2 separate regions of the Homo sapiens genome follow, and region 2 is linked to region 1. A link is a loop called in an ENCODE intact Hi-C map of the cell type or tissue named here. Cell type or tissue: CD4-positive, alpha-beta T cell. All regions are shown on one strand. Each heading gives the region's core, and the rest is flanking DNA. Links, peaks and the distances in the headings are about the cores only.

Region 1 (11,265 bases), core at 2,608-7,607:
TGGAGTGCAGTGGCACGATCATAGCTCACTGCAGCCTCAACCTCCTGGGCTCAAGCAATCCCCTCACCTCAGCCTCCTGAGTAGCTGGGATAACAGACATAGACCACCATGCCTGGTTAATTTTGTATTTTTTTATAGAGATGAGGTCTTATTATGTTGCCCAGACTGGTCTAGAACTCTTGGGCTCAAGTGATCCTCCTGCCTTGGCCTCCCAAATTGCTGGGATTACAGGTGTGAGCCACCACACCTGGCTATTTTTATTTTTTAATTGACACATAATAATTGTACATATTCGTGGGGTACGTAGTGATGTTTCTATACATGCAATGTATGGTGATCAGATGAGGGTAATTAGCACACCTATCATCTCAAACATTTATCATTTCTTTGCATTACGAACACTCAATATTCTCTTTCTAGCTAGCTGAAAATACATAATTTTTGTTTTGGTTTGGATTTTGGTTTTTGTTTTTTGTTTTTGAGACAGGGCCTCACTCTGTTGCCCAGGCTGGAGTGCAGTAGCACCATCACGACTCACTGTAGCCTCTACCTCCCAAGGCTCAGGTGATCCTCCTGCCTCAGCAACCCGAGTAGCTGGGACTACAGGCATGTACCACCACACCTGGCTAACTTTTGTATGTTCTGTAGTGATGGGATTTGACCATGTTGCCTAGGCTGGTTGTGAACTGCTGGGCTCAAGCAATTCTACCCCTCTAGGCCTCCCAAAGTGCTGGGATTACAGGCGTGAGCCGTGACACCTGACCCATAATATGTTGTTGTTAACTAGAGTCATCCTACATTGGTGTAGAACACTAGAACTTATTCCTGCCATGTAGCTATAATTTTGTATCCTTCAACACATCTCTCCCTCCCTCTCCCTCCCTTCTTTCCACCCTTCCCAGCCTCTACTATCCTCTGTTCTACTTTTGACTTCTATGAGGCCAGCTTTTTTTAGCTTCCGCATATGAGCAAGAACATGCGGTGTTTAACTTTCTGTTCTGTCTCATTTCACTTAACATAAGTTTCTCCAGTTCCATGCATGTGACTGGCTTCTTCGATTTTGCATACTTTCAAAGTTCATCCATGTCATGGCATGCATTAGTACTTCATTCCTTTTTATAGCTTAATAGTATTCCACTGTATGGATGGATCACGTTTTGTTTGCACCGTTTTGCTGTTGTGAATAGTGCTACTGTGCACCAGGGTTGTATTCCTCTGTGTGCCACTGGGTTGAGGGTTGGGGGATGGTAGGTGCTCCCATAAAGGGGGAAATTGACTGATACTGGCTGAAATGGACCAGGCTCTTCATTAAGCTGGCCTCTGAATGTTGCAAAAGCATTCTGTTGGTTTCCAGGATCACTGCTTAAGACGGTTCCTTTCAGTACCACTGTTGTCCAGGGGAGGGATGGGTTCCCGGAGCTTCCTGATCTGCCACCTTCTCTGATGTCACCCTCAGACCCTCTGCTTTTGAGCCCCAGGCTACAGAGTAAAAGTCTGATGGTAGGATGTGAGGTGAGGGACCTTCCTTGACCCGGCACCCACATGAGGCAGGACTGAGAACACCCTGAGGACTGCCCGGGTGGCTGGGGTGCTGAAGCCAGGCTTGGCCCCTCCACAGGCCATGCATGACAAGGACCACCCTGTCTCTGAGCTTTGCCTTGGCCTTGCCGTGACATTTTCAGGTGTGTTTCAGCTTAGATTCTGCTCTGGGGTTTCCCGTGTAAGAACAGGGATGACGTCTAAGCCCTTGTCTGGCATTTGTCAGGAATATTGGGAGAGGCAATGTGGCAGTGTGAGAAACAAGCTCACCCATCCAAACCTGAAGAATGGACTCAGAGGCACGAGCAGTGAAAGTGAGACTTTTTTTTTTTTTTTTTTGAGACGGAGTCTCGCTCTGTCGCCCAGGCTGGAGTGCAGAGGCGCCATCTCGGCTCACTGCAAGCTCCGCCTCCCGGGTTCACGCCATTCTCCTGCCTCAGCCTCCCGAGTAGCTGGGACTACAGGTGCCCACCACCACACCTGGCTAATTTTTTGTATTTTTAGTAGAGACGGGGTTTCACCGTGTTAGCCAGGATGGTCTGGATCTCCTGACCTGGTGATCCGCCCGCCTCCGCCTCCCAAAGTGCTGGGATTACAGGCGTGAGCCACCATGCCCGGGAAAGTGAGACTTTTAATAGTGGTCTTGCGAGATTGGTGTCTGGTGGATAGGCGCACTCAGGGCAGTCACAGCAAGTAACTTATGCCCTAGCACACAAGTCCCTCCTCCTCATTGGTCGAGTACTATGGGGTTACAATCTTCCAGGACATTGCCTAAGTTTCATTATCCACCTTATAAGGTTATACCCCGTCGCCTTCCCCGCTTAAGTTTCAATTTTCCAATAACGAAACTTTCTTCCCTTTTATGGGCTGACCCTTTTTCTACATTCTGTCTGCTTATTGTGATCTTCTACGTGCATGAGCCGTGCGGTTTGTTACATTCTCAGGCTGGCTGCCAGTACTTAGATTTATCATGCCTTGAAAATGGGCCATTTAAAATGTTTTCTCATGGCGGTAAATCGGTGAGCTGACTGTCATACACTCAGTCATTTTGCCCAAAGTGTGTGTGATGTGGAGGGCTGACAGCCTTCTCCATTACCAGTGCAGTGAGAGGTGGCACAGCTGGTGGGACCCCCTCTCTCTCATGGATATGAGTGCGTTAGAGGGGAGGTCTTGGGCCAGGAGCAGATCAGATCAACAGGATTATCCAGAAAATGGCAGTCATGGCGAGTATTGGCTCCAGATGGGGAGGGTTAGGGTCAGGGTCGGCTCTTCTCACCTTCCTGAGCGAGTCACCAGCGTCGACAAGTTACTCCCAACATACAGGGCCTGGGTGGAGGCTGAGTGCTAGGAACCCAGGCTCCAATTCTGGTAACCAGGTGCAGATGCTCAGGAGAAGAATGCAGCCCAGACAAGCGTGGTGTGCCCTCCAGAGGAGAGGACGTGGCATCAAAGGGCTGTCTTCATGGAGAGCAGGAACAGAGACTTTGGGAAGCCAGGGGGCCTTGGCCTCAGCCCTGCTGGCAGAGGGTCCCCACCATGTAGCTGAAGTGCCAGGGTGCTTGTGAGGACTGGGTGTGGTCCAGGGTGACTCAGGGCAAGGCCTGGGGGATGCATCTCAAATCCACAGTCACCAGCCTAGAAACTGGGGTCACACTTCCCACATGGGTTCCCACATGTGGAAATTTCATTCACTAAATAACGACACATCAAGGCAGCAGTATGGATGGGGCACAGCTGTCAAAGTCACCAGCAACAAGTGCAAGAAGAGAAGAGGGAGTTGCAGCCACATAGGTGCCCAGGTGGGCCCTGGGGGTCAGAGAGGGCCTGCCAGGGGTAGCACCCACCATGCTGACCCTGATGAGGAGAGGAAGGAGGGTGTGGGATGCAGGGGAGGGAAAGGTGCCTGAGAGCAGCATGCAAACAGCCTGGGCTCAGGAAGAGCCGATGGCATGACAGGTGCTGGGGAGAAAGGCGTGATAGGTGTGGACAGGGGCCACAGGAGGAGGGATGGTCCTCAGGAAGGGGAGACTGGTGGCTATGGCCGGCTGCCGAGGCTAGCCTCTCTCCAGCAAAATGAGCCTGGATTCATCCACTCCTTTTGTCTCTCCCCTTTGCTCTGTGGTGCCGGCAGGAGGAAGAGGAGCAGAAAAACTGTTGCTCCATTCATCAGGAAGCCTCTCTCTCTCTCGAGTGGTGGTGATGGTGTCCCCCAGGGGCACCTGGCAATGTCTGGAGACATTTACGGCTGTCCCGACTGTGTATGTCTGTGTGTGTGTGTACTACAGGCCTCTGGTTCCTGGAGGCCAGGGATGCTGATACACAACCTGCAATGCACAGGGCAGCTCCCACAAGGAAATTATTCAGCCTCAAATTTCAACATTGCAGAACAGGTCAGGGAGTGCAAGGTACCTCCTGCTCTTTCCAGCAGGTGCAAGGTGCACAGGGAGAAGCAGGTGGGTGAGGTGGGAGGAGGCTGGAGCCAGACCCAGCGTCTGTGGGGTGCAGGAATATCGTGAGGTGACGAGGGGCCCAGCGGTGAGTGATGGGGAGGGGTGCACTACGGCAGGCCGCCAGGGGCGGTTCCACCAAGAAAGTGACATCTGGGAGGGGCATTGAGGCAAAGGGGCCGCGAGAGGGTAGGTGCTCTAGAGGTGGCCCACGGGCGGGCGGCACTGAGGCCGGGCCTGCAGGGGAGGCGGTGTGGCCAGCGGACTCTTGTTGGGTGGCAAGGGAAGGGAAGAACCACAGGGCTGCACAGGTTCCGAGGGGGCCTAGTGGTCCGCATTTGCCCTTGGGTGGGCGGTGGGACTGGGAGGACAGGAGAGGAGCGCGGGGCAAGCCCCTAAGAGGCCTGAGGGGTGGGAGGGAGAGGACGGCTTCCCATACGCCCATTTAGACCAGAGGAGAAGCGGACCCACTTTGAGGGCTGGATTCTCAGCCGATCCGGCCTCAGCTGTGGGTCCACGCGGCTCAAGGACCAGGGAGGAACCCAGGTGTGCGGCTGCGCTGATCGGCGGGCTCCGGACCCACCTGGCTGGCCTGGGGACCTGGGAAACCCGGTGTGGTGGGGAGACCGCAAGCCTGGTCAGGGGTCCCGCTCCCAATGGGGCGGGTCTCCTGTGAGGAAGGCGGAGCTCAGGGCGGGTAGCCCCGGGGACCGGGTCTCTCGCGGGGGTGTGGCCACGGCCCGGTGGGCGGGGCCTGCTGTGGACGCACAGAGGTCTGCAGCGCGCGGGGCGGAACCTCCCGAGGAGAGGGCGCGGCTGGGAGCGCGGGGCGGGGCCTTCCGAGGAGAGGGCGAGACTGGGAGTGTGAGGCAGGGCTTCCCACGGAATGGGGGCGCGGAGCCGGTCCTCCCGAGGAGCGGGCGCGGCTGGGAAGGCGGGTCGGGTCCTCTCGAGGAGCGGGCGCGGCTGGGAGCGCGGGGCGCGGCCTCAAGAGGAGAAGGGGCGGTGGGTCCTGGGGCGTGCCAGAACCCTTGAGGAAGAAGCGCTGGTGTTCTGGAGTATGACCACCGGAGCCGGCCGGGCCTCGGGTTGGGGCGGGGCCTCAGGGGTGGGGTTGGGACTTCGGGATGGGTTCTCCAGAGGTGAGAGCTGGGGTCGTAGGGTGGACCGGCGTCTGCTGAGGAAAGGGAGCTGCTTGGAGCGCGGGGCGAGGGACTCACGTGGAGAAGGCGTGGGCCCTACGGCGGGCGGGGCGGGGCCTCAAGAGGAGCGGGTGCAGATGCTAGGGAGGGGCGGGGCCCCTGGGATGGGGCGGTGTCTCCCGAGGAGTGGGCGCGGCTCGGAGCGTGGGACTTCTAAGGAGAGAGCGCGGCTAGGGGGCATGCGGGGCGGGGAGGGGCGGGGCGGGACCAATAGCGCATACTTAAGCGGCCCGGGCGGGTACCGGCGTCCCGCCATGGCTCTGCGGCGCGTCTTGCCCGCGCTGCGCCCCTACATTCCCCGCTTCGCGCCGCTGTCCACGGCGCCGGCCGCCAGCGAGCAGCCCGCCGCGGGCCCAGGGGCCGTGCCAGGACGTGGGTCGGCCAGGGCAGTGCGGCCGCTGGTGCCCGCCGTGGACTTCGGCAACGCGTAGGAGGCGTACTGCAGCTGGCGAACCTGGGAGCTGGCGCGCAGCCTGCTGGTGCTGCGCTTCTGCGCCTGGCCCGCGCTGCTGGCGCGCCACGAGCAGGTGCGCGGGGTGCAGCCGGGGCGCGGGGCTTCTGCCCGTCCCGGGAGCCTTTACGGAGTTTCCTGGCGTGAAACGGGTGCCTCCCAAGCATCTCCTGGAGCAAGGGAAGCCAGGAAGGGAGGCGTTTCCTGCAGTCCCTTTCTGATATCGCGAATTTTCCTACTTCTCGATGTCTACCAACTAAAAACAATGGTCGTTTTAATATTTACGATATATACCACTTGTGGGAATACAGAGTTATCACTTGGAATTTAAAATGGAGTATTCTTCATGTTGACACAAGAGAAGCCTGGTGTAGGGCTCATAGCCTGGAACCCCAGAGTTCAATCCCCGGGACCCAGCCGCTTCCCAGACACGGCCACTCTGAGAACACTGTTGGGGAAAAATGGGAAGCCCCTCAAACGCCCAGCTTTGAACTCACCCATGGTAACTTTAAAAAGTGTCAGGGCTTTTGGTGGCGGTGGTGGGGGGCAACAAGCAGAACACTGTTTTAGCCGCATCAGCCTAGGGGTACTAGAGATGACGGTTATCTCCAGGTGACCCTGGGAAGAGTTTGCAAGGTTCCGCTTTTTGGCGCCAGGGTATCTGGTGGTGTTGATTTCTCAGGTGAGACTGTACAGAGGTCGGGGGCTGCACCCCTGGCCTCAACAGGAGGCGGGGGAAGGCGGGGGACGGTGTGAGATGAGAAGCACCGAGCCACACTTGAGCTTAGGTGAGGCCTCGGCGGGTGCGAGGTGAGGGCAGGGATCCACGAACTCAGAGTCAGATGCTGTTGGCCCGAATCCCATGGGGAGCGCCAAGGTCAGCCTAGGACCCGTGGTGGCGGGAGTGCGGAGGATGGTGGAGGAAGAAGGAGCTGAACTGGACAGATGGAGGGCTCTGGGAGGGCACTGCTGTGCTTGTGCACACAAGGATGTCTTAAGGTCAAGTTTTGGCCATAGAGAGCCCCGGCCAAGGAGACAGGAGGGCGAGAAGGGACATCCCAGGTAGAGGAACTGGCAAGGTGAGGGACGGCGATGTGGAGGCTTTGGGGAGTGCCCACATCTAAGGGGCATCCCAAAAGAGGAGCCAGTGCTGGTGGTGCTGCAATAGGAGGAGGAGGCAGCAGGGCAGGAATGCCAGGGGAGGGAGTGGCCAGCCACAGGGCAAGGACGGGCATTCTAGGTGGCAGCTGAGTGGGACAGAGACTAGCCATGCAGAAGCCATGCCCACCTTGTGGCCAGGATGTAGTGGGGGCTAGGAAGGCACCAGGTCAGGTTTCTTTTTTCTTTTTTTTCTTTTTCTTTTCTTTTCTTTTCCTTCCTTCCTTTTCTTTTCTTTTTTTTTTTTTTTATGGAATTCGCTCTGTCACCAGGCTGGAGTGCAGTGGCGCGATCTCTGCTCACTGTGACCTCCACCTCCCTGGTTCAAGCGATTCACCTGCCTCAGTCTCCCGAGTGGCTGGGATTACAGGCACGCGCCACCACACCCAGCTAATTTTTGTATTTTCAGTAGAGACAGGGTTTCATCATGTTGGCCAGGATGGTCTCAATCTCCTGACCTCATGATCTGCTCACCTTGGCCTCCCAAAGTGCTGGGATTACAGGCATGAGCCACTGTGCCCAGGGAGCTGGTGCCGCATCTTCTGCCTGGGAATCCCTTCCTGACACAGCCTCTGGGGGCCAGAGATGGGGGGAGCAGGGCTCCAGGGGTAGAGAAGCCAGAGGTCACTAAGGCCCAGTGTCCTTCCGTGTTAGAAACACCCGACCCTGCACAGCCCCATGCTGGCCCCAGCAGCCCTCCGTCAGGGGCAGCGGGTCCCAGGCCTGTTTATGTTTTTGTTTGTTTGTTTCAAATGAGACTGGGTCTTGCTCTGTTGCCCATGCTGGAGTGCAGTGGTGTGATCATAGCTCACTGCAGCCTAGACCTCCTGAGCTCAAGCCATCCTCCCACCTCAGCCACTTGAGTAGCTGGGTCTACAGGTGCATGCCGCCACACATGGCCAAGTTTTTTTTTTTTTAATTTTTGTAAAGAGGAGGTCTCACAGTTGGGCGTGGTGGCTCATGCCTGTAATTCCAGCACTTTGGGAGGTGAGGCTGGTGGATTGTCTGAACTCAGGAGTTCAAGACCAGCCCGGGCAACAGGGTGAAATCCTGTCTCTAATAAAATACAAAACATTAGCCAGGCATGGCGGCAGGTGCCTGTAATCCCAGCCACTCGGGAGGCTGAGACAGAATTGCTTGAACCCGGGAGGCAGAGGTTGCAGTGAGCCGAGATCACTCCACTGCACTCCAGCCTGGGTGACAGAGTGAGACTCCGTCTCAAAAAAAAAAAAAAAAAAGAAAAAAGATGAGGTGTCACTATGTTACCCTGGTTGGCCTGGAACTCCTGGGCTCAAGTGATCCCCCCACCTTGGCCTCCCAAAGTGCTGGAATTACAGGCGCACACTACCACACCCAGCTAATTTTCATATTTTTTGTAGAGATGGTATTTCACCATGTTGCCCAGGCTGGTATCAAACTCGTGGCCTCAAGTGAACCTTCCACTTTGGCCTCCCAAAGTGCTGGGATGACAGGGCATACCACTGCATCTGGCCCTTCTGAGCAGTGCTTGGAAGCCACCTCCTGACGGGGGCTGGGGGTCAGAGTGGCCAGCTGAATGCTGGGCCATCAGGGTGAGGGGCGTTTTCTCCTCATCCATTGCCTGTTCTCCTGGGGCAGATGTAAGGGGAAGGCCCTGCACTGGGGTGGTGTTAAACAAGATGAGATGGTAAGATCTGCTTTCACTTTAAAGGAACATTTCTGGTTGTTGCTTGGAAAGAAGTGTCAGGGGCAAGAATGCTGCAGGAGGGCTGGCCTGGAGGGCAGGGTGGGACTGCAGGCTGGCTGCACGGGGGCAGGAGCCTGCGCTTGCGTCAGAGGTTCCTGAGAGACTTGGGCTCTGGGGCAGAGGCCTGAGCAAGGGGGCCTCGCTGGGGTGTCTCTGTCTTAGCCACACTCGGTGTTTCTGGGTCCTGTGACCCATGTGTGAGCAGCCTGTGGTGCTGGTGGCACAGGGGAGGAAACCGAGGCAGGGAGCCTGTGGGGGCTGCTCGGCAGGGGACAGGCAGCTCCTGTGCCCACTGCTGTCCCACACCTGCATGGAAACACAAACCCCACCACGGAGCCCCCTCTCATCTCTACAGGGCCTCCAGAGCGCCATGTGCAAGAACTTCATGGGCGGGGTGGGGTGGGGTCAGGAGCCTGCTGTGGGCTGGCCAGGCATGAACACCAAGCTGGAGGTGGCGGTGCTGCAGGTGGGGCAGCCTTCCCCTTCCCCACTCCTGTGGCTTGTGAGGGGGTGGGCACCGTGGGGGCGCACAGGGGGCATGGTGGGCAGTGGTCGGAGGTGGTTTTGGGAACTCACCCAGGGCACGTGGCTCACTCTGCAGCTGCTGGGGTTGGCCTGGTGGGGAGGAGGAGGTCGGAGGGACTCTGAACAGAGAGGGGAGATGCTGGCAGGAGGGCTGGAGACCCAGCCCTGCAGGGCGTGGGCGTGCATCAGCAGCGGGGTGGGAATAGACCTGTCTATGCAGTAGAAACAAACCAGACATGGATCCTGTTCTTACTAACGATGTAATAAAGCCAGAAACAGCACCAGAGGCCAATGGGTGGGGGGAAGAATAAAATGTGAGCGAATGGGGCTGATCCAGGCCTTCTCACTTCTCAAGGAAAGTGTCGCAAAGATGGGCATCGCATCCAGGGCTGAGATTGAGGACTGGTTCACGGCAGAGACCCTGGGAGTGTCTGGGTGAGAGCAGCCCCCAGGCTGAGAGGACACGAGCATCAGCCATGGTTCCAGCCAAGCCCCAGTGACGTCTCCCAGTCCTGGCTGCCCTGCCTGAGAGGGTGGGCCTTGGGATGACAGTGCTGAAGGAACTGCTTTTCACACAGCAGGACTTGATGGCCTCAGGAGTCCCTGAGGCTGGGGCTGGGCTGGGCAGGGGAGACACAGGGCCAGCACAGACCCCATAGAGGGCTCTTTATAGAATTATCTGGGTCCAGAGCAAAGGTGGCACTCTCAGCCCTCCCTGGAGTCCACGCCGGCAGGTGAAGGATCAGAGCCCCATGCCCCATCCTTGGGGCCAGGGGCTGGGACCCAGGTCACCAGGAGCCTCCAGTTGAAGTGGGGAGGTGACTGGGGTGGTGCAGTAGTGAGCCATCCCCTCACACACTGCCAGCCTTGCCCACTGTGTCCTCCCTGGCCGCCCGGAGCTGTGTCCGCCTCCTGCCTGGCTGCCTGTGCTCGGCCCCTCCACAAGCCCAAAACAGCCCTAGGGTACTCAGTGTTTTCAGAGCCGCCTAGATGCAGGACTGTTTGTGTTTTGGTTTTAAATTTTTTTAATTAATTTATTTTTTATAGAGACCAGGTCTCACCATGTTGCCCAGGCTGGTTTCAAACCCCTGGGCTCAAGTGACCTGCCCGCCGCAGCCTCCCAAAGTGCTGGGATTACAGGTTTGAGCTACTGCACGCCACTGGTTTTAAATTTTTAAACAGAAAACAATATTTACATTTCCTCTGTCTTTTTTTTTTTTTTTTTTTTTGAGACGGAGTCTCGCTCTGTCACCCAGGCTGGAGTACAGTGGCGCGATCTCTGCTCACTGCAAGCTCCGCCTCCTGGGTTCATGCCATTCTCCTGCCTCAGCCTTCTCGTCTTTTAAAACTGAACACTGAGGTGGGTTTTGTGGTGGTTGGTGAACGGACAGGTTTGGGCCTGGATCCCCCACCCGACCCTAGCACCCACAGGTGGGGTCGCCAACTCTGCTGATGTGCCTCCTCCCTCAGCACTGTGGACCTGCTGGACTGGAGCAGCCTCATCGACAGCAGGACCAAGCTGTCCAAGCACCTGGTAGTCCCCAATGGACAGGTAACACCTCCGCTCCTCAGTGAGGCCCAGCTCAGCAGGGCGCTGCGCTAAGAAGGGAATTCAGCCTGCCACATGTTTCTCTTGTTGCCTACCCTGGGAACTTAACATGACCAAGATCACTGCACACTATGGCCCCACAGACCCCCTATGGTCCAGGGGGAAAAGAAGACAAACCCACTAGTGTCCACAGAGTGCTTGGTGGGACAGAGACCCACGCGGAGCCTTAAAACACCACAAGGAGAGGGGGTCTGGGGGCCTTCCCCAAGTCATCTGTCTTGTGCATCAGGTCACCCCAAACTTCAGAGGCCTAAAACGGCAGCAGCCACTCTGCTTCTGCCTCATGGTTCTGGGGTTGACAGGGCTCAGCTGGGCAGTCCTCGCTTGGGGTCTCCTGGGTAGCTGTACTCACAGAGTGGTGGCGCTGGGACCTGGGGGAGGCGCCCACTCACATGTCTGGGAGTTGGTGCTGGCTGTGGCTTGGGCTTTTTCCCAACATGGCAGCTGGGCTCTAAGGGCCAGTGTCCCCTGAGACGTGAGAGCCAGGCAGAAGCTGGGTGACCTTTTCCTGCCTCACCTCAGAAGTCACACGGTGTCTTTTCTGGCAAGTTCTGTTTGTTAGAAGCATGTCACCAGGCCAGCCTGTATACTGCGGGGAGAGGAATGAG
Region 2 (10,664 bases), core at 5,665-10,664, 60 kb before region 1:
AGGAGAGTGAGTCCATGAAGGCACCATCCCCACCCCTCAGCACCCTTTCCCTCCATGTCATCTCGGCCACCCATCTCAGAGCCCAGCTCAGCACCCGGGCCCTACTGGGCCACCCCGTCAGGCCCTGAGTCCCCATGGAGGGTTTGGAGGCTGGAGGCCGGTCAGCTGGGGAGGGGAAGGGCAGAGGAGCAGGGGTGAGCCACTTGGCTCAGGGCTGAGGACCTCTCGCACTCTGGCCACTGCAGAGGGTGTCCGGCTGGGGCAGGAGGGCTGTGGGAGAGAGATCACATCGTGTGTGGGAGGGGACAGTCCCCTCCTGCCCAGTCCCCTCCTGCCCAGTCCCCTCCCCACAAGGCCTTAGGGAAGGGTGGGGGTGCCACACACCATGGGCTGGTGCCCCCATCCTGGCTTTGCCTACCTAAGGCTCTGGGATTGGCAGGCATGGAGTTCCCCAGCCCTGAGCGTGGCAGGGGCAGGATGACAGACCCACGGTCCCCTAAGCCCTCCCTCCTCCACTTACACCCTCGCCCGCCAGACCCCAGTCATTCTCCTGCCCTCAGGGCCTGGATTCAGCCCCACCCCCAGCCTCCTTGTAAGCCCGGCCTTATTAGTGCTGCTTCACCCCGACTTTGCAAGTCAAATTCCGCATTACTGCGCTCCTGCTCTGTTTCCACCTTGATGCATGGAGAGCTGGAGAGCAGCTGGAGCAGAGAAGGCACTGCAATGAGGCGGCAACCCGTGCTGGCCAGGGGCCCCAGGGCCCAGAGCCAGGTGGGGTGGACCCCGAGGCCCTGTCTTTCCACAGGTGTCCAGGGTCACTCCCACCCCACCCTTGGCCTCCTGCTGGCTCAGCCCCACACCCCCACCAAAGGGCCAGGCTCCGGGTGAGTGATCCTCAGGGCCCCCGCACAGGCTGTTCCCTCTGCACACAGGCTATCCCTGCCTTCCTGTCCAGCCAGTGGGTGGGGAGAAGCGAGTCCCTCCTTTCAGGGATTCTCAGGAACCGAGTGGCTATCAGGGTATGCAGCTGTGATGCACGTGGCAGGAGAAGACCTCAGACGCCACAGCCTAGCTCTCTGTGGGGCAAGTGTGTCTCAGCCTCTCTCTGAGGAGAGGAGAGCCCCTGGACTGGAGGGTGCCCTGCTCAGCTCTGCCTGGGTATTCTGTGGCTTGCAGGGTGGAAGGTGAAGGGCTGCAGGCGCTGGCCTTCCCAGGCCCCCCACTGTCTGCCCAGCTTTTCCTTCTTTGGCAGCCCCAGTTCCTTCCTTATACCCAGTGGGACAGCAGGGCCCAGCCCTAGGGGCCGCAGGAGACAGACATGCCCCAACTGAGACAGACAATGGCCAGCATGGCAGGTGGCCCAGTCTCGGCCACCAGGACGTCCTAGGAGGTACGGCCCCTCAGCTAAGCTGGCTGTCCTTAGTGGCCCAGCTCTGGCTCTGGCTGGTCCTGTGAACTCAAGATGGCAGACACTGTTCCTGGTCTCAGGCCAGGTCTTGGGTGAAGAACGTTGGGTGTAGGACCCTGTACCTCTCCTCCTGGAACACCCCCAGTGGATGGCGAGGTCACTGAGGCTCCATCCAACGGGCAGCCTCCAGGGCAGCCCTCGCTCCTCCCTTGCCCTGGAGGTGGGCACGGGTCAGTGGAAGGATGGGACTGAGGGGCTGGGCCCTTCACCGACCCTGGAAGGTGGCTCCCTGTGGCCTTCCCTGCAGTTTCCTGGTCCACTGTGGTTCAGCCTAAGACACAGGTGAAGGCCTGGTTATCACTTGGCTGCTTTTGCCAAAAGAGTGGCTTCCAGTGAAATCCTTTGGCTGCCGAAAGGCAAAGTCACCCTCCCTCCCTGTGGCCCCAACACCTGCAGGGTTTGTCAGCAGAAGGTTTTCACGGTCCACTGGGCATTCGCGGGCCTTTGGCATCCTCGAGGGCCTGCCTTTGATTAGCACACACCCTTTGCTTGACCCAGAGGGTCCAGATGGCACTGGCTCCACGGCATGGCCTTGAGAATTGAGGCCGGCTTCGGCGAGGATGGTCCCACCTACTCTGGCCTTCAGGCCTTCACCAGGAGAGATTCAGGCTGCTGGCCCAGCCAGTCTCTGCAGGGACACCCCGGTGGGCCCAGGGAGGGACTGGGGTCAGCTGGGGCCCTGGACTTACAGTGGATCCCACTTCCCCCACGTCTTGCTTGGTTCTGGGCATAAGGGTCCTAGTTCTTAGGGCCTGGCCTGGCCCTCTCACTGCTCCCGGGAAACCTCGGGAAACATGGCAGGCTGTGTTCCCCATCCTCAGGCTCCCAAGTCGCTTCTGTCCAGTCCTCTGCTGGTATCTGTGACTCAGCACCATGACGGGGCCCTGTCCAGGGCGTCCTGGGCAGAAGGCTGCTCCGAGTGCACAGCGGGCACCCCCATGGACAGGCTGCGTCCATGTGCCACTCCTTGGCCGCCCTCTCTTCATCTGTAGTGATGACACAGTGACCCCCACCTGCAGGCCTGGTGGCACTGCTGTCACCAGGCACAGGGAGCCTGCCCCCAACCTGGGTGGTGTTGTGGGAGTGGCTGGGCAAGGAACGCTGCTATCCCTGCTGAGCTGGGTGGGCACTGATGGGCATGGGGACCTGGAGTGCTGACCCCTAGCCCTACTGTCGGCAGGCCACGCCTGCCCCTCTGGGGAACTGCTGTGTCCCCCTTGGCTGGCCTAGAAGTGCCTAGAAATGTCTTTTATGTGGGGAGTCGGTGGGTGAGGGCCCCACTGTCCCATCCCTTGAGGAAGGGAGGGCTCTGGGCAGGGTCTGCACCAATTCCCCAGTGCCTGCTGAGGCCTGTGGCTGCCTCAGGGACAGTGTCAGTCACCCCTTCACCCTGGCATAGGTGTCCTATTTCCAGAGTGTAGTGCTGGATGCTTCTGTTTGGCTGTGTTAATTGAGACCAGCTTTTACAGAATGAGCCTCTTGGGGTGGGAAAATCTGCACAGCCTTGGTGTTTAGGGTAACCTGAAAGTGGAGAGTGAGCCTGGGGTGCAGTCTCACTCCCCCATGCCCCTGGGCACAGCTACCCACAGGCCCACAGCAGGCAGGCAGGACTGATGCCATCCTCCAGATCCCCCGACCAGGCCCAGAGGTGGGGCCAGGAGAGATCTGGGGAGTTGGTGCCACCAGATTTCCCAACCATGACAGGATGTCGGGGGGTGGGGGGCAACAGCAGGACTGCCCCAGGCTGGGTCCCCACCCAAGTGAGGCTTGGTCGTGGCCTCATGGCCAGTTTGTCCCTCTGCGGATCTGGAGGGGTCCTCGGCTGCAGCAGGGGGCCCAGATGATCCTGACCTGGGGATGGGAAGGCCTCTGTCCGTGGTTCCCCAGCAGAGCGGGGCCTGTTGAGAGGAGCAGGGGATGGTCTGTTGAAGGAGTCGGTGAACGGAGAGGCATGCAGGGATGGATATGGACAGGGCGGGTGCTCAGACCCTACAGTCTGAGGTGGAGGGGTGGGGTTGGAGGCTGGAATGGCCGCGGGGGAGCCTAGAGGGGTAGGGCTGTGGCTCCACCACTGTTGGCTAAGGGACCTCAGGGAGGGCTTCAGAGGCTGGGGCCCTGGCTCCCAAGGCCTCAAGACCCTCCTGCTCCCCCTGAAGGTAGCAGTGACCGCCTCTCAGAAACCCCTGGCATCCCTGGAGGCTGCAGTCCCCCGCCCCGCCTCCACTCTTTCTCTCTGCTCTGTCATTTTTCAAAAATAATTGTGCAGCAGCACCAGGCTGTCTCTGTGCCCCTCCTGTAGGTTGCCCTACCCCACCAGGTCCCTGGCTCGGCGTCCCCAGACTCTGCCAGGCTGGCCTCACCGTGTGTATCGAGGTGTTCTCCCTGCAAGGTCTTCATCATTCCCCAATTGCTCGCATTTATTTTTCTCCTTCCTTGGTGAGTGGCCCTGCCAGCCTCAGCCTTGTCTCTCCTTGGTGAGCGTCATTAATGCAGCTTCCGCGCCACGATCAGAGGGGGCTGCCCCCACCCTGCCGGCCCTGCCGCTTCTCCTCTGCCCGCCTCGGGATGGATGTTCATTTATTGCCCATAAATCTCTGCACAGCCCTTTGTAAAGACAAATTGGAGGCCTCCTGTTCCCCGGTGTTGGTTGGGCCGATCGGTGGTGGGTTTAATTGGCCCTTCCCGTGGAGGCTGCCCCTGCAGGAGAGGCTCGTTGTGGGCTGGGCCAGATGCACTGCGTCTGCAGAAGGGGCCATTCTCTGCCCCTCATTTTGTCTAGCGTCTGAGGCTGGGCCATGTGCAGGGACAAAGTGTGGATCCTCCCTCGGGCTTCCAAAACATGGCCTCCCCGCATTCACGTGGCCTGGCAGCAGCCCAGGCCCAGGCAGGGCCCTCTCTCACCCAGGGGGTGATGCCTGCAGCTTCAACAGCAACCTCCAGGAAGGAGGCGCATGGGTTCGTTGAGGTGATACAGGAGTGGAAGAGCTTGGTCCCTTGAAATGAATGATAGGGAAAAGGGGAAGTGCTGCGTAGAGGAGGGTGTGATCCCTGGCTGGGGCTCCATCCCACAGACCTAGGTGAGGACAGGCATTTTTGCATTTCCCAAGACCACCCTGGCCTGCCACACCCCCATCCTATGACTATAAAAACTCGCGAGACCCTGGCAGGCACGCACAAGCTGCTGGACGTGGAGAGGAGCGGATTGGCAGAGGAGCACTCAGGCGGCTGGACGTCGAGAGGAACGCACTGACGGGCGCCGGCACCCCGGCAGGCTACCAACCGGCAGCAGAATGACCTGGAGTTTGGCTGGGGCAGCCAGAGGAGAGCCCGGGCCCGACTCCAGGGGAAAACCGTCCCACTCCATCTTCTTCTGCCTTCCCCCATCTGCTACCTCCACTCAATAAAACCTTGCACTCATTCTCCGAGCCCACGTGTGGTCCAATTCTTACACCAAGGCAAGAACCTTGGGATGCAGAAAGCCATCTGTCCTTGCGATAAGGCAGGGCTCTAACTGGGGTTTAATTGAGCTGAGTAACAGAAGCCACCGATAGAGTTAAACTAAAACAGCAAAACTAAAAGAGCACCCTGTAACACGCTCACTGGGGCTTCAGCTATAAACATTCACCCCTAGACACTGCCGTGGGGTTGGAGCTCCACAGCCTGCCCGTCTGTATGTTCCCCTAGAGATTTGAGCAGCAGGGCACTGAAGCAAGCCACAACCCCATTGCATGTACTGTGAGGGGAACAAGGGGACTTTTCCTGTTTCACCAGCACACAGCAGGTGCCTAATAAACGCACAGCGAACTGGTCAGAGAGAGAGGGACCCTCCACCGAGCCCAGCCACTGCACAGGCTGGGAGGGCAGGACTCCTGCCGAGCTTGGCACCCTTTCCTGCACCCAGGTGGCTGTGAGCCTGGCCCTGCCCCGGTCAGCAGGCCTGTGCTGACCCCACATGCAATCTGCTGTTGGTGCCAAGGAAGTGCTACCTGTGCAGCTCTCAGAATGTCAGGCTGGGTGCTCCTCCACTGAGGTCAGGGTCAAGAGACCCTAGGCCAGCTCTGGGGGGCCCACAGGGCGTGAGGGGGGTCCAGGCAGCCAGCCCGGCCCAGCCTGGTTCCACTGCTTACTGTGTGGCCTTGGGGGGCTCCCTTGGCTTTCTGGGGCCTGGGGAACCAGGCGCGAGCTTGGTCCTGTGGTCTGAATCCAAGAAGACAGGTTGTGGGTGGGGACATTTGGAGGGAGGGACAGCCTCGGCCTCAGCTTTGGGACCGTGTGGCAGAAGCACCCTGTCTGGCCCTCTATGAGCTCCTCCAGGGCTGGGCCCAAGCAGGGACCTCTTCTTCCATGAGGGTTTACTCATTCCTCAAAACAGGCACAAAAGCAGAGGGCTGTTGAGGGGTAGTGACCTGCCCCTGGCTCTGGCCATGCGGGTCTGGGCACTGTGGATCCACTCCATGGCCACCTGGCTGGGTGAGGACCAGCCTGGAGGATCAGGAAGAGCTTCTTGGAGAAGGGAGTGGTGTCAGAACTGAATACTGAGCAAAGAGGAAGGACCAAGAAGAAGATCCTAAGGAGTTCTGGGGCTGGGGGCTGGGGATTGGGAGCAAAAGGAGAGATGAGGCTGGACAGGTGCCTGTTCCTCCACCCACTGGCTCAGGACTCCAGGCATGGCCCAGCAAGGGTCCCCTGCCCCTGGGAGCAGGACTCCCCTGCAGCAGACAGAGGCAGGTGGGGAGTGCGACGCACCTGGAAGGGGCTTCCGGAGAGGTGTGCCCTGGCAGAGCCCCACCTCCCCCAGGAAAAGACAGTAGCACCAGGCCCCAGCCCTGGAGAAGCCTGACCAACCAGAGAAGTCCCACGGCCTCCTCCATGGAGTTTGGGGCTCCTCCTCTAGACCTGGGATTGGCACTTTGGGGTCAGGCCAGCTGCTGGGGAGCCCTGGGCCCCGACACATGCACCCTCCCAACAGGAGTGGGGCTCCGGGGGCCACTGGGCTCATGCCCATCGCAGCCACTCTCCAAGGCCTTGGCATAATGGGATCCTTGAGCTGCTGTGCCCGGCGGGGTGGGGGGGGATGGGCTGAGATACACCCTTTGCTGACAGTGGCCATTGCACTTTTCCCACCCAGGCCTCATGTGGGGAGCCCTGCCAAGCCCAGGCTGTGGTGTACACAGGGGCTGGGCTGCAGGGCAGGGCTCCGGAGCGGCCTAGCCCAGAGCAGGGTGGGAAAGGAGCCAGCTGGGGTCCAGGCAGAACAGAGGCCAAGGCCACCAGTGAGAAATCTGGGCATGAGGGTGGCCACCAGGCCGGCAACGTGGGGGAAATTGAGTTGAGGGCTGGGCCTCCTCACTGTGGCTGGAGGCGGCCCAAAGGCCAGCTGACCAGACACAGAGCTGCCTCAGTCACAGAGGTGCCACAGCTCAGGGTGCCACCCCGAGTGACATCCCTAGGCTGACTGACACAGTGGAGGGAATTGACACCCAGGGTCTTGTGATGTCCCCGGGCACTGGGATGGAGAAGCAGAGCAGCACTCTGGAGCACAAACACAGTTGGCAGCGAAGGGTCTGCTCCCGCGTGGCCTCGGGCCCAATCCTGCCTGACATGTTGCTTCATGTCTCTGGGCCTCCGTTTCCTCATCTGTGCCCTGGGGACATTAGCAGTGTCTTCCTGCGGGGATGTGAGTGTGAGGTGCCCTACCACCCCAGGGAGGCTGTGAGCTGCAGGCAGCCCGGCAGTGAGGAGCCCCCACCCCTGCCGCCGCCGCAGTGGCCCGCCCCGGGCCCCAGCTCACACCACAAACACTTGCCTCCCTCTCAACTTGTTTCCGGCATGTTCTCAGTCTCGCTGGATGTTAGTTTACCATCGGCTGCTGAACATTCGGCAGCTTCTATTATTTCAGAACTAATTTAAGGATTAAAAAGTAATTCTCCCAATTACTAGGCAAAGCCCTGGGCAGCCAGATAAACAGGGGGCAGGCGCTCCCATCCAAGGACAGGGCTGCTCCTGCAGCCCTGGGCAGACAGGTGTGCAGGGCAGCTCTGGTGCAGCTCAGCCCCCAGGGCCGCAGGGGTGGAGTCGGGGTGGTTGAGAGGAATCCCCAGGAGCAGCCCAGCCTGGGCCCGACATCTGAGGGTTGCTTGCCCCTATCCCCCACCCAGGTCGGCTACAGCCACCTAGTGGTGAGCCCAGCCCCAGCTGTCACCTCCACCAATTGTGCTGGGTGGTGCTGCCCTGGCTAGGCCTGCAACACAGGGACAGGCCCATGAGCTGTGAAGGATTCGGTCCACAGGGCCCCCTGGGGCTGGCCAGGCATCTTTGGACGGGGCCAGGAGAGTCTGTGGTAGACCAGCAGCCCGCATGGGGTGGGGGCCAGGATTTGATACCCTCAAGGCTGATTCACGCAGCTTTAATTAGCTTTCTGCACCTGCTCTGGGGTCTGGGTGATCAAGGCTGGACACCAGCTGCCACCCCCAACCCCTGCCTGGTCCAGCACCTGACCTCAGGGGCCCAGCCGGCCGGGGCTGGTCAGGCAGAGCTGGGGAGTGCCGGGGTCGGCGCAGGAAGGAGCTGAGTCCCTGGGCCCTGGCCCAACGCCCCGCCCACTCCGGGCCCCTCGTCAGCAGCGGCCGGCCGGTGAGCTCATCTCTTCCTGGGCTGTAAATATCACCCAAGTGCTCACGACTCCCAAATGTGTCCTCCAGCCGGGCCCCTCTGCTGAGCTCAGCCTGCACAGCCCACGCGACACCCCCGCCCAGATGTCTCCTGGGCCTCGACAAAGCGGCCGCTCCTCTCGGCGCCCCCACCTCAGGGACGGGCGCCCCGTGCCGGCTGCTCAGGCCTGGGAGCCCTGCCTGCCGCCTCCACCCCATGGGAGCGTCCATGCATCCTGCTGAGTCCAACTTAAAACTCGTCCACTTCCTTCCGGATCCTCTCACCCCGTCCTCAGGTCTGGTTGGACTGTGCCCAACTCCCCACCCCTGCCACTGCACAGGCCCCCACTGTGGCCTGGAGGGGAGGGTGCAGAGCCCTGAGGGCAGCTGGTGGTGACAGTCAGCCCCGAAGCTGGCCTGAGGGCGACAGGTGCCTGCTTCTTAGTTAGGAGTGGGCCCAGCAGAGGTAATGAACTCCTTGTCCTGGGAGGTGTGCAAGCTGAGGCAGGATCTGCTGTCCTTCCACAAGCCATTGAGGGCGCCAGCATCCACTGCAGTTGGGTCACTCAGGTGGGGCTCAAGGCTCTTTGGAAATGGGTGGCTTCGGTTTCCTGGCTCTGACTGCAAGGAGCCCCCAGCCTCAGCTGAGAGCACTAGCCCAGATCCAGCAGTTTAGCTGCCTCTTCTCAGGCATGACAGGGGCCACTTGGGAGAAAAACTGAATAAAACCCTGCCTATGCCAGTGCCCAGGCACAGCCTGGCAGAATCCTGGGCCTGGCTGTGGGGTCACAGAGACTGGGGGTGCCAGGGGTGCTGATGGTAGAGCTCCAGGCACAGGACAGAGACTGCACAACATTTTGACATCAGGCCATCCATGGAGAGGCCTCTGCTGGGGCTGCCAAGGGTCTCCTGGGCCCAGAGGGGCTGCAGAGGGAGCCCTGGGCAAACAGCACCCCACCCCGGCAGGGCTGCCCTGCCTGAGCTGCCCCCAGCCTTGGGGCAAGGCTGCCGGCCCTGGATCTCAGGTGAGCAGAGGGGCAAACTGCAGGTGGAGGTGTGCGCAGCCACACGGGGGGCCTCAGCACCTGTGGGCACAGGCACAGGGTCTCTCAGGAGAGACAGGACATGTGGGAGGACCCTGAGGAGGGTACAGGCCAGACAGGACCACTGCATCCTGGCTCTGCCCTGTGCTTGATGGGAGGGGTCTGAGCCTTGGGCCGCAGCACACGCACAGAGAAGCGGGCGGAGGAGCTGGGGCCTTGGCTGCTAAGCGCGTCCTCCCCGCTTCTTCTCCCTCCTTCTCCTCCCCCCAGGCTTCTGGAGCCCCGGCCGCCCCCACGACCATCTGGCTTCACCAGCAACGCTCCCCCACACCCTCCCCCACGTCACTGTTTTTCTCCCTCTCCCCCTCCCCAGCCACTGCCCTGGCGGGGAGGGGGCCCTTTCCTGGGAAGGCTTCCTGGCCACGTGGCCCTTCCCTTTTGTTTCTGAGTCCTCTTCGGCCCAGGCCGTGGGAAAGCGTGCCTGTGCATATTTCTGCCTGTGCATATTTTTGCCTGGATGCGTGTGCTGCTCTCGAGCCCCCGGTGCCTGCATGTGTGTGGACATGTGTTCCCTGCCCTGCTGTGTGTGCATGCGTGTATGCATACATGGGTGCAGGGACATGCAGACCCACCACGGCCTATGTTTGGGGTGTGGGCATGCTGTAAGTGGGGGTGCCCCAGACACGCATGTGGGGTCTAGTGTGACCACCAGCAGCGGTGTGAGGGTGCATACAGCCCCCACTGGGCCTTGAGGCCAGGCCTGACCCGCCCAACTCTCCTTCAGGGCCTTCCTCTCCTGCCACCCACCAGGGGTAGGAACAGGGTCCCTCATCCTCAGCCTCCTCCTGGGGGCTGCCCGGGCAGCCTGATTGGGGTGGGGGGCCCGAGAGCAACTGTCCCCACAGGGGCTGCTATGTCCAGACCCATGGACCTGGCATGTGCTCCATCAGCCAGGCTCAACGACGTCAGCCACCAAGCATGCTCCATCTGTGCGGCTGGGGGGCCAGGGGCACCTGACATTGGAGCTGCCCTTGGCCAAGGCTGTCCCACCTGTGGTGCCAGGCAACTCCCTTCCTCTGGGGGCCTTGTGATGGGGGAGAGGCTGCCCGTCCAGCACCCACCCCTGCTTCTCACCGCCCACAGCACCCTAGCCTGAGAGGCCACAGCTTAAGAAAAGAGCTCTTTATTCCACGTCGTCCGATATTTTTACACAAGTAAAATAAAATGCATATCTCTATATACCGCGATCTGGGTGGGAGGCGGCGTTCTGGAACAAACGCTGCCGCCGAACCCTGTAAACATGATGGGGTGGAGATGGGGGTGGCGGGCGGCAGGCGTCCATCAGGGAGGACCTGGCCTGGCCTGCCCCACGGGTCGGCCGCCCGGCTGGCTTGGCGGCGTGGAGAGAGACCCCGTATGTACACACACCTGGCTGCTGAGCACGCTCTTGTGTCCGCTGGGGGTCAGCAGGGCCCAAGCACTGTCCACAGCACCAGCGCCAGG

The links. Peaks named below come from ENCODE experiments on the same cell type or tissue, not always from the same donor. Only the 100,000 strongest peaks of a DNase experiment are listed, where the experiment ranks them.
Region 2: a loop joins it to region 1, with 7 times the contacts of the local background. A loop is called at or near these places in 3 of 110 quality-filtered maps.

Annotation. Positions count from the first base shown.
Region 1 is chr22:20,294,318-20,305,582 of GRCh38, forward strand. It overlaps the pseudogene PRODHLP. Among named protein-coding and RNA genes, the nearest start is that of DGCR6L, 20 kb to the right of the region's middle. RefSeq lists an enhancer at 3,690-4,191 and silencers at 4,645-4,914, 4,955-5,134, 5,155-5,294, 5,365-5,674. In CD4-positive, alpha-beta T cell, for the core only: no CTCF peak of the experiment used is centred there; DNase peaks (open chromatin) are centred at 4,764 and 5,304; H3K4me3 peaks cover 1,624 bases.
Region 2 is chr22:20,231,087-20,241,750 of GRCh38, forward strand. RTN4R (reticulon 4 receptor) reads right to left here. Exons shown (of 2, transcript NM_023004.6): 2 at 10,329-10,664. The coding sequence ends at 10,625. It overlaps LOC105372863 (a long non-coding RNA gene), which reads left to right. Exons shown (of 2, transcript XR_007068009.1): 2 at 1-4,893. Among named protein-coding and RNA genes, the nearest start is that of MIR1286, 13 kb to the right of the region's middle. RefSeq lists silencers at 1-27, 7,126-7,275, 7,460-7,754, 7,966-8,025 and enhancers at 1-696, 6,884-7,476. In CD4-positive, alpha-beta T cell, for the core only: a CTCF peak has its summit at 7,657 (motif pointing left); DNase peaks (open chromatin) are centred at 7,245 and 7,605; H3K27ac peaks cover 3,055 bases.